Linked DNA regions of Homo sapiens: region 1 is linked to region 2. A link is a contact called in ENCODE Hi-C or POLR2A ChIA-PET data. All regions are on one chromosome and are shown on one strand. The core of a region is the stretch at or near the end of the contact, and the rest is flanking DNA. Distances in the headings are between cores, read along the strand shown. Region 1 holds the start of AHCYL1 (adenosylhomocysteinase like 1). Region 2 holds the start of CFAP276 (cilia and flagella associated protein 276).

Region 1 (4,097 bases), core at 147-2,646, 870 kb before region 2:
GGGTTCTCACTGGCTTCAGGAAGGTCACCTCTTTGTAAAGGTTCTCTGGTCTACTGCTAACTGGGTGCCAGGTGTATGGAAAATCAAGATGTGGTTGGCAGTAAATGATGAGAAAGCAATAAGGATCCCAATTCCACCACTCGGAGAGCTAGTCAGACTAAAATCTCCAAAGGTTGCCATTTATGAGAGAATTCGAAGGGTGTCCTTTGAGTCAACCTACAGCACAATAGATCAAACTTGTTCTGCCTCAAAAGTACAGTCAAGAGTGAGCAATCTTCCCTTACCACCCACTACTCCAACCCACCCAAGCTCCTTTCTCCAGGGATGCCTAAGTGATCTATTCACATGACTCTAGGATCCACCTGTATCCATGACAGTGTCTGCTGTCACCAACCTCCAAATGTCAATTTCTTACATATTTCGAAGTAATTGGAATGCTGTAGAAAGTGAAAATCATAGATTTTCAGTTTCATGTTACCCTCATCGCTTTCACCTGTATATCAGAGCTAGCTTCACGCATTCTTTTCTCTTGCCTCCCAGCTATCACGCAGTTGTTGGATAAAGCGGCCACTGCTCCCAAAGATTTGATGGAAGTTCTGCCAGATTTACCCACTCACCTGAAGGGAGATTTTCTGTACACCCCATGCCCCCGGACTGGTCACAAGGGTCAGCTGAGTTGGTTCACCCCCTCCCACTCTCGTCTTCGAGGCCCTTCATCCAGGAAAAGTCAGTCGCAAATTTAAGGCCTGGCCCTGTCGGGTTTCAAAACGATCCCGGAGGACTTGGGCCGAGGGACAAAGGAAAGCGAGGTCAGAGGCGGCCTTTCAGCCCGGGAGAGGCCTGGGGCCGCACAGCCGCCACCCCCTACATCACCTCCGCCGTCCCCAGTCACCCCCAGAAGTCCCAAACTAGCCAGAGCCCGGGCTTGCTCGCGTCCCTTCCGCGAGGCCGGAGCCCGAGCCCCCGCCGCCACCCAGAGCCCCCGCACCTTCTTGGGCGCCTTGGTGACGGTGGCCATGAAGGAGTACTTCTCGGCGTCCTCGATCTCCTTGGCCTGCTTCAGCTCCTCCCCGACCCCGGGCAGCGGCATCGCGTCAGGCATCGACATTCCCCGGCCGGCCCGGCCAGCGGCTGACCCGCCGCCCCCGCCTCTTTCCCCCTCTGGCGCCCGCCCGCCTGCCCGCGCGGCGCCCTCCGACACGCGATCGCCCACCCTCCTGCCGGCCCCTGCGTCGAGCTGCGTCGGCTTCTGAGGTGCTGTGGCCCACGCCTTGTCTGTTCGGCAGCCCAAGGCAGCCGGACAGCGACGGCGGCCACAAGAGAACCAGAACAGCAGCTCCGAGCTCCGACCTGCCCGCGCCGCCACCTCCGCTGTACGCAAACACGCACGCAAAGCGAGGGTAGAGGGCGGTGACGCCACGTCAAGTACTGGCAGCTCCCGGGAGGGGGAAGAGGCGGGGAGAAAGGGCACTCTGTCGTGACGTCACCACGCTGGGCTGGGCCACAGAAGCCGTTCCTCTCCCGCTCGAGAGCGAAGTTCCCAGGGTGAGCAGGACCCTTTGTGCCACCAGGTGGCACCATCAGCCCTGGGAGCAGCGCGAGGTTCATGCAACGATGCTGCGGAACGGAGGGTCTTTGGGCTGCGGGGTTCCTGGCAAGGCCTCAGAGGCGCATGAAAGGGGTGTTTGGGAGCAAAGACCAGAGCCCCACACGACACATCCTACAGCGATTCCTAGGAAATGTCCGGGGCTCGAGACAGCCCACTCACTCACTGGCCCAGCCCCAGGCCCTTTGGATTAAAGCTCCTTCCCAAGGGGCCGTGCCTGTCTTTTTGACTTCATAGGGGGCAGAACTGACTCAGAGTAGTCTGGTTTCTGCACAACGCTTTGTGACTTCCTCCACCACCATCTCCGACTGGGCCTTGCCTGTTTACAAAACCCTCATTGGGATAGGGCTGATGGGTATGAGGGTGGAGACCAGGAGAGCTGATGGAGAAGTCCCCAGCCAGAATGGCCTTCCGGTCCTTGCTCCACCAAAGCATTAGACCCTTCCAGCTCTCAGTGGGCATCCAGGACATTCATGGACTGCTCACACCCTTTTACTGGGCCTACTATGTGCAGTGCCTGTGCTGAGGCCCTGCTGGCAAAAGGACATGTGACGCATTTTATGTTTTGCAAGGCTTAGTTCAGCTGGAGAGGCAAAACCTGCTTGTATCCTAATGTCAGCTGAGGTAGCTTGTCCTTTGAGATTCAAATGACATTGGCTCCAATTACCATGTCCTGTGGAAAGTCCATTACTGGGAGGACTTGGATTTTCATGGTCACCTCTGGCTCTAGTTTTTTTGCCTTGTCTGGCATTTTATTCACTATTCTGGTCTTGTGACTGTTTCTGTAGCTCCTGGGGTCAATTCAGCCGCTTCTCCTTTCAACCCCCACCCCATGCTAAACAACTACAAAATAAGGCTGTAACATGTAGTAAAACTTTTAATAAAGGTTTGTGGGTCACAGGGGAGAGATTACATCACACAGCAAACAATTTAAGAACACATTTCTGAAATGTTCTGAAAAGTTATTTTGGCTGTCTTACCACCCGGGGATTTCTCAATGGCCACAAGATCCCACCACGCTCCCTAGCCCATTGCCATCTAATCTAGCTTCCTCCTGTTCCTCCCTTCCCATCTCTGCACCTCATCCTTCCTTCCTTGATAGACTCTGGGAAGCCAGATTCTCCTCTGCTGTGCTGAGCAATTCCAGTCTTCCCAGTGCCCTTTCCCTAAATTCCTCCCCAGGACCACCTTTTTTTTTTTTTTGAGATGACGTCTCGCTCTGTTGCCCAAGCTGGAGTGCTCTCAGCTCACTGCAACCTCCGCCTGCCGGGTTCAAGTGATTCTCCTGCCTCAGCCTCCTGAGTGAGTAGCTGGGACTATAGGCGTGCGCCACCGTGCCCGGCTAATTTTTGTATTTTTAGTAGAGACGGGGTTTCACCATCTTGGCCAGGCTGGTCTCGGATCCTGACCTCGTGATCCACCTGCCTCGGCCTCCCAAAGTGCTGGGATTACAGGCGTGAGCCACCGCGCCTGGCCAGGACCACCTTTTAACATCCAGAAACCTCCCAGGTTTTTAACAGGGCATACCCTTTCAAGAAGGAAGTTTTGGTTTGAAATGGCATTTTCCCCACTGATTTGTGTTCAGGGCTGGGGAGAGTGTGAAATATTCACCTCTAGGGCCCTAAAAGTCTTAGTCAGGGAATCCTGTGTTCCAGCCACCTAGCCTCATGAGACTGTCTGTTTGAAAAGGGCTGTAGAAGTGCCTGGAAGAATGCACCCTTTGCACATCTGCAGACCTTGGTCTTGAACTGTTTGTATTCTTTCATCTGCTCACTTTTTTGAGCACTCACACTTCCCTGTCAGGGGCATCACTGTAGCAGAACGGGAACAGAGATGGAGACCAGAATACCAGGTTCATCCATGAGGGTGCCAGACTGACATCTTTCAGCTAGGGGTCAGGAACCACACCTGGTGCACTAAGGACTCTCTGAACATAAGGCTCACAGTGGCTTTCATCCTTGTGGGTTTGCCCAAACTGTTGGCAGAGCCCAGGGATCAGAGATGCCTGCCCAAAGACTCGAGGCAGAACCCATTGGAACCAGGGATGAAATCTCAAGTCCCTATAGTAGAAAAATGTGTGACTTAAGAAGATCTTTTTTTTTTTTTTTTTTTTTTTTTTAAAGAGAAGCATCAGTGTATCTGTCTTTTGGATTTGATTTTTAGAACTCACTTTGTCTAAACATGTTGTCTCTCAGTCCCCCAGTTCTGCTGTGCATTTAAGCATCCAGACTGTGAGCTTCCTGGAGATTGAAGTTCAGTCTTTACTCCTCCTGGACCAGGTCTGCCCTAGCACCAGGCTCACAGTGTTGTCTGCTATTGCTGCTGCTACAGAGGATGACAGACAGGGCCAGGCCTAGAGCATGCAGTACCTTAGCAGTCTGGGCTAAGAAGGAGATCAGCAGGTCAGACTCCACTCACCTGAGTGGCTGGCCTGAGGGGAGGTTGATGAGCTGATGTAGGAGAGTTCGGGGACTCAGACTGGAAAGGGGAA
Region 2 (4,187 bases), core at 187-2,686:
GCGTTGTCCTGAGTGAGCGGCAGTAGCGGCTCAGGTGCTGCGGCTGCTGCTTCTGCTGGCAGAAGGCGGAAAAAAAGGGGAGGGAGGTACACAGGCGGAGGATGCAAGAGGCCAGGCTCGCTTCAGTCACCTCCCTGCGGCTACGCCAACACCGCCCATCCTTCCTCCTCCCTCTGTCCTCTCCTCCTACCCACGTCGCCTTGACAACCGCCTCCTCTCTGGCTCCGCGCGGGTGGGGCAGGGACCACGCGCGCCTCTGCAGCTCACCTGCGGGTCGCCATGGCAGCCGCCGCCGCTGGTGCGCGCGGCGTGGGCGCGGGAGAGCGCGCGCCCGGGGTGCGCAACCGGCCCAACAGGCAGGCCCGGGGCTCGTGTGAAGAACACAGTGGAAGCATCCTCCAAGCCAGCCAACAAATTTCCGTTTTCTACTGCCCTTTCGGGCCAGGGGTTATTTTATGAGCATCTCCGATGTTGCACACGTGGCGTGTGAACCGAGAGAAAGAAGATGGAGAGATCACCCTCCAGACGTCGTCGCCTGGAAGAGGCCCCAGTACGTGTTCCCTCCTACGAAGGCCACTCCTGGAGATCTTACATCCCGCCAAATCCATCCGTGCTTTTACAACCGGCTAGAAGAGAAGCCCTGACACTGTAGTTGATCCGAGTTTAAGCGAGGAGTTTGCCTTAGCCGCAATTTCCCAAGCGCCGCACGTGGGCCTCTCTCTCTCTCTCTCTCTCTCTCTCTCTCTCTCTCTCTCTCTCTCTCTCTTTCTCTCTCTCTCTCTCTCTCTCTGAGACAGGGTCTCACTCTCTCGCCCACACTGGAGTGCAGTGGCGCGATCTCGGCTAACTGCAACCTCCGCCTTCCGGGTTCAAGAGATTCTCCTGGATTAGCCTCCCGAGTAGCTGGGACTACGGGCGCGTGCCACCAAGCCCAGCTAATTTTTTTCCTACTTTTTGTAGAGACGGGGTTTCGCCATGTTGCCCAGACTGGTCTCGAACTCTTGGGCTTAAGCGATCCGCCCGCCTCCGCTTCCCAAAGTGCTGAGATTACAGGCGTGAACCACCGCGCCCGGCCCTCTTTGGTCTCTTGACATCCTCATTCTCTCATGGCTTTGAAAGCCTTTTGTTAGGTGCGAGGGAGAAGGAAATTTCTGGGTCATCTTTCAGGACTTCTTTCCTCAACTGAAGTCTTTTGCAGAAGTCCTGATGGTGAGCAGCCAGCACTTTTCCGCCGAGGCTCAGGAGTGCAATTCCAAGTCTCGGGCCCGCTCAGCGGAACGTTCCCTCTGCAGTCCCCGGAGCTTCCTCCCCAGGGGCCTCCCGTGGTCAGCCGCCAGGTGGCGCCCTCCTCTGAGGGAATTCCTCTGTCATAGATGGCTGGGCAGTTGCCTGGCAACCGAAACCAGCGCTCCAAACAATTGGGACCCGGGATCTTATGCCAGTGAGGCTGTGCTGCGGCTGAGCGGGCCTCCCATCCCTCTTAAAAGAGTTAGGCATTTAGCCATGCCTCCCACCCGGGACCCTTTCCAGCAGCCTACATTAGATAACGATGATTCCTACTTAGGAGAACTGCGGGCTTCCAAGGTACTGTGGTTTCTTGCGCAGATTCCCAGTAGGGTCGCCGGTAGTCTTCTTTCTGTCTGTGTGATGAGCAGAGATGGTAACATAAAGGACTCTGGTGAAGACACTCAGTCGGGTACCAGGGAAGTCTGTTTTCTGCCTGCCTCCCTATCTCCATATTCAAGTCGGCTAACGTTTCAGAGGCGTTTTTGAGCAGAGGAAAGTAGAGTTCTAGTCTAGAGGAACAAGGGGCTCTGGCAGCTCAAATCAATTGTGAGTATAAGTTATGGCAGTGCCCAGGTTCCTTCAAGCTACCCATTTCCCTATTTGGAAGACTGTTCTCTGAAGAGAAATGAGATATGGAGTGGGAGAGAATCCTCTGAAAGCCACCAGAGGTCATGCTTTACACATCTGTGTTCACACTGTCTCTGTCTTCTGGTTAACACCACAATATGTTTGTTATGTGTGTGTTTAGCATGATGGTGGACACTGATTTCGGAACTTAGATGATCTTTTTTCTGGTAGAAGTGATTGGGATATATGAAGTGGTGCACAATAAGATGAATTAAGTGGTGATTGTGGTCTAATAACAATATTGAGAGCCCCTTTTTATTTATTCAATACTTATTTACTATAAGCCAGACACTCTGCTAAACGCCAAGGATATATAAATAAATTAGATGTAGCTTCTGCTGTCAAGGAACTCTAGTAGTAAAGAGAGACCGACAATAGCAAAAATGCTTGCACAATAGCACATGTTGTGACAGAGTTGTGTGCAGGGTGCCGTGAGAACCAGGAACTTAAAGGAAAGCTTCACAGAGCAGATGCATTTTGATGTCCAAATATGAGTTAGGTAGGCCAGGTGAGGGAGTGGATAGAATGTGAGTTAGGAAGAAGGAAACAGGAACCAGATATGCAAGGCAAAGGAAGCAGCAGGTGCAAATACATGGAAAGGAGAGAGAGAATGGCTTATTTGGGGAACTGCAAATAGTCTAGAAGGGCTGGAGTGTAGGCGTGCAATGGAAGCACTCAGAAATCAGAGCTGGAGAGATGCCCTTGGTTGGCTGGGTGTGCTGTGTACACCATGCTAGCTAGCTATGGTTTCATCCTAGGGATGTGAGGAATCATTGTGGGATATTTTTTTTTTTTTGAGACAGGGTCTCCTTGCTCTGTCACCCCAGCTGGAGTGCACTGGTGCAATCTTGGCTTACTGCAGCCTCGAACTCCTGGGCTCAAGCAATTCTCCCACCTCAGCCTCCCAAGTAGCTGGGACTACAGGTGATGCCACCACACCCGGCTAATTCTTATTTTATTTTTTTGTAGAACCAGGATCTTCCTTTGTTGCCCAGGCTGGTCTCAAACTCCTAGCCTCAAGTGATCCTCCTGCTTTGGCCTCCCAAAGTGCTGAGATTACAGGCATGAGCCATGGGTCCCAGCCCCATAGCAGGATTTTAAGTACCACAGTGACACAATCAGATGGGTGTTTTAGGAAGCACAAGTGGCAGCAGACTGGATAGGATGAGAGTGAGACAAGAGGGATCAGCTAGGAGGCAGGTGAGGTGATCTCCAGGAGGAAGAGTAACAGATCTACAGCAGTGCCACAGGGGGTGGTGATCAGGTGCAGATGTGAGAAAGGTGCACAGGGCAGGACTGACAGGACTTGGAGACTGACTGGACATGGGCCCAAGAGAGGAGGTGAGTCTAGGATAGCTGCTGGGTTCCTAACGGTTTAATTCTGAGGTTTCACTGAAATGGGGCATCCTGGGGAAGCAGGTTTGGGGAGAAAGATGTTGAGAAACATCAACTATGTAGATGTTTTTGTAGTGACTGTGGTATATTTAAGTGAAGGTCAATAGTAGGCAACAGGATTGAGAGTTCTGGATTGAAGATGTATGACTGAGCTGTGTATCCGTATGAGCTATGGTACCCATATGGTAGTTGAAGCCATGGAAGGGAATCAGCTCATCCAGTGGATGTGAGCATAAGAAAAGTAAAAATGAGACCCTTGGAGAATAGCACTGCCTAAGGGACAGAGAGAAAGTGGAGCTGAGACAGTAGCTGAGAGATAAGGGCCAGAAATAAGAGGAAAACCCAGAGGAGCTGGGCCCACAGAGCTTGGTGAGGGCATTTGAGGGAATCAGCATTATGGTGCCAGAAACAGCTGAGTTCAAATAAGATCAGGCCTGGAAAGGATCCACCTGACCTGGCCACAGAGATCATTGATAACTAGCAAGAGCAGTTTTAGGGGGTGCTTGAGGCAGAGGCCAGACTGCAGTGAGCTAAAGAGGGTATGGGAATGGTGAGTGAGGAAGTAGAGATAGTAAATATTGACTCCTGAAAAGGTCTGGTTCTGTAGGGAAGGTGACAGGCTGGTAGCTAGACCACGACAAAGAAATGAAGTGAGGCTGGGGTCAGAAGAGAGCGTATGCAGAATGGTACAGGTCTCAGAAGACCAGGGAAGGGTGGGTCTGGGGAGAAAGGGTTATTCTTGAGTAAAAGGGACTTTCCTTTCCCTGAGATGGAAAGAAAGTGGATGTAAAGATGGCATTCATGCTTGACAGTCTGGACTTTCTCAGTGAAAGACAGACTCATCCTTCTGCTGACAGAGATGACGAGGTTTAAGTGGT

What was found. A loop is a pair of places that touch in the nucleus more often than their neighbours do. ChIA-PET counts read pairs that join two places held with the same protein, here RNA polymerase II (POLR2A). Pooled maps may share reads with other maps.
Region 1: a loop to region 2 is called in a pooled map, with 6 times the contacts of the local background. The contact joins the promoter of AHCYL1 here to the promoter of CFAP276 in region 2. A Hi-C loop is called at or near these places in 6 of 50 pooled maps. POLR2A ChIA-PET finds 5 or more read pairs at or near these places in 2 of 52 experiments (OCI-LY7 and activated CD4-positive, alpha-beta T cell).

Annotation. Positions count from the first base shown.
Region 1 is chr1:109,982,064-109,986,160 of GRCh38, reverse strand. AHCYL1 (adenosylhomocysteinase like 1) reads right to left here and starts at 1,396. Exons shown (of 17, transcript NM_006621.7): 1 at 989-1,396. The coding sequence starts at 1,108. RefSeq lists silencers at 851-920, 1,101-1,170.
Region 2 is chr1:109,109,996-109,114,182 of GRCh38, reverse strand. It overlaps CFAP276 (cilia and flagella associated protein 276), which reads left to right and starts at 1,436. Exons shown (of 5, transcript NM_001245025.3): 1 at 1,436-1,584. The coding sequence starts at 1,504. It overlaps ELAPOR1 (endosome-lysosome associated apoptosis and autophagy regulator 1), which reads right to left and starts at 68. Exons shown (of 22, transcript NM_020775.5): 1 at 1-68. RefSeq lists a silencer at 247-316.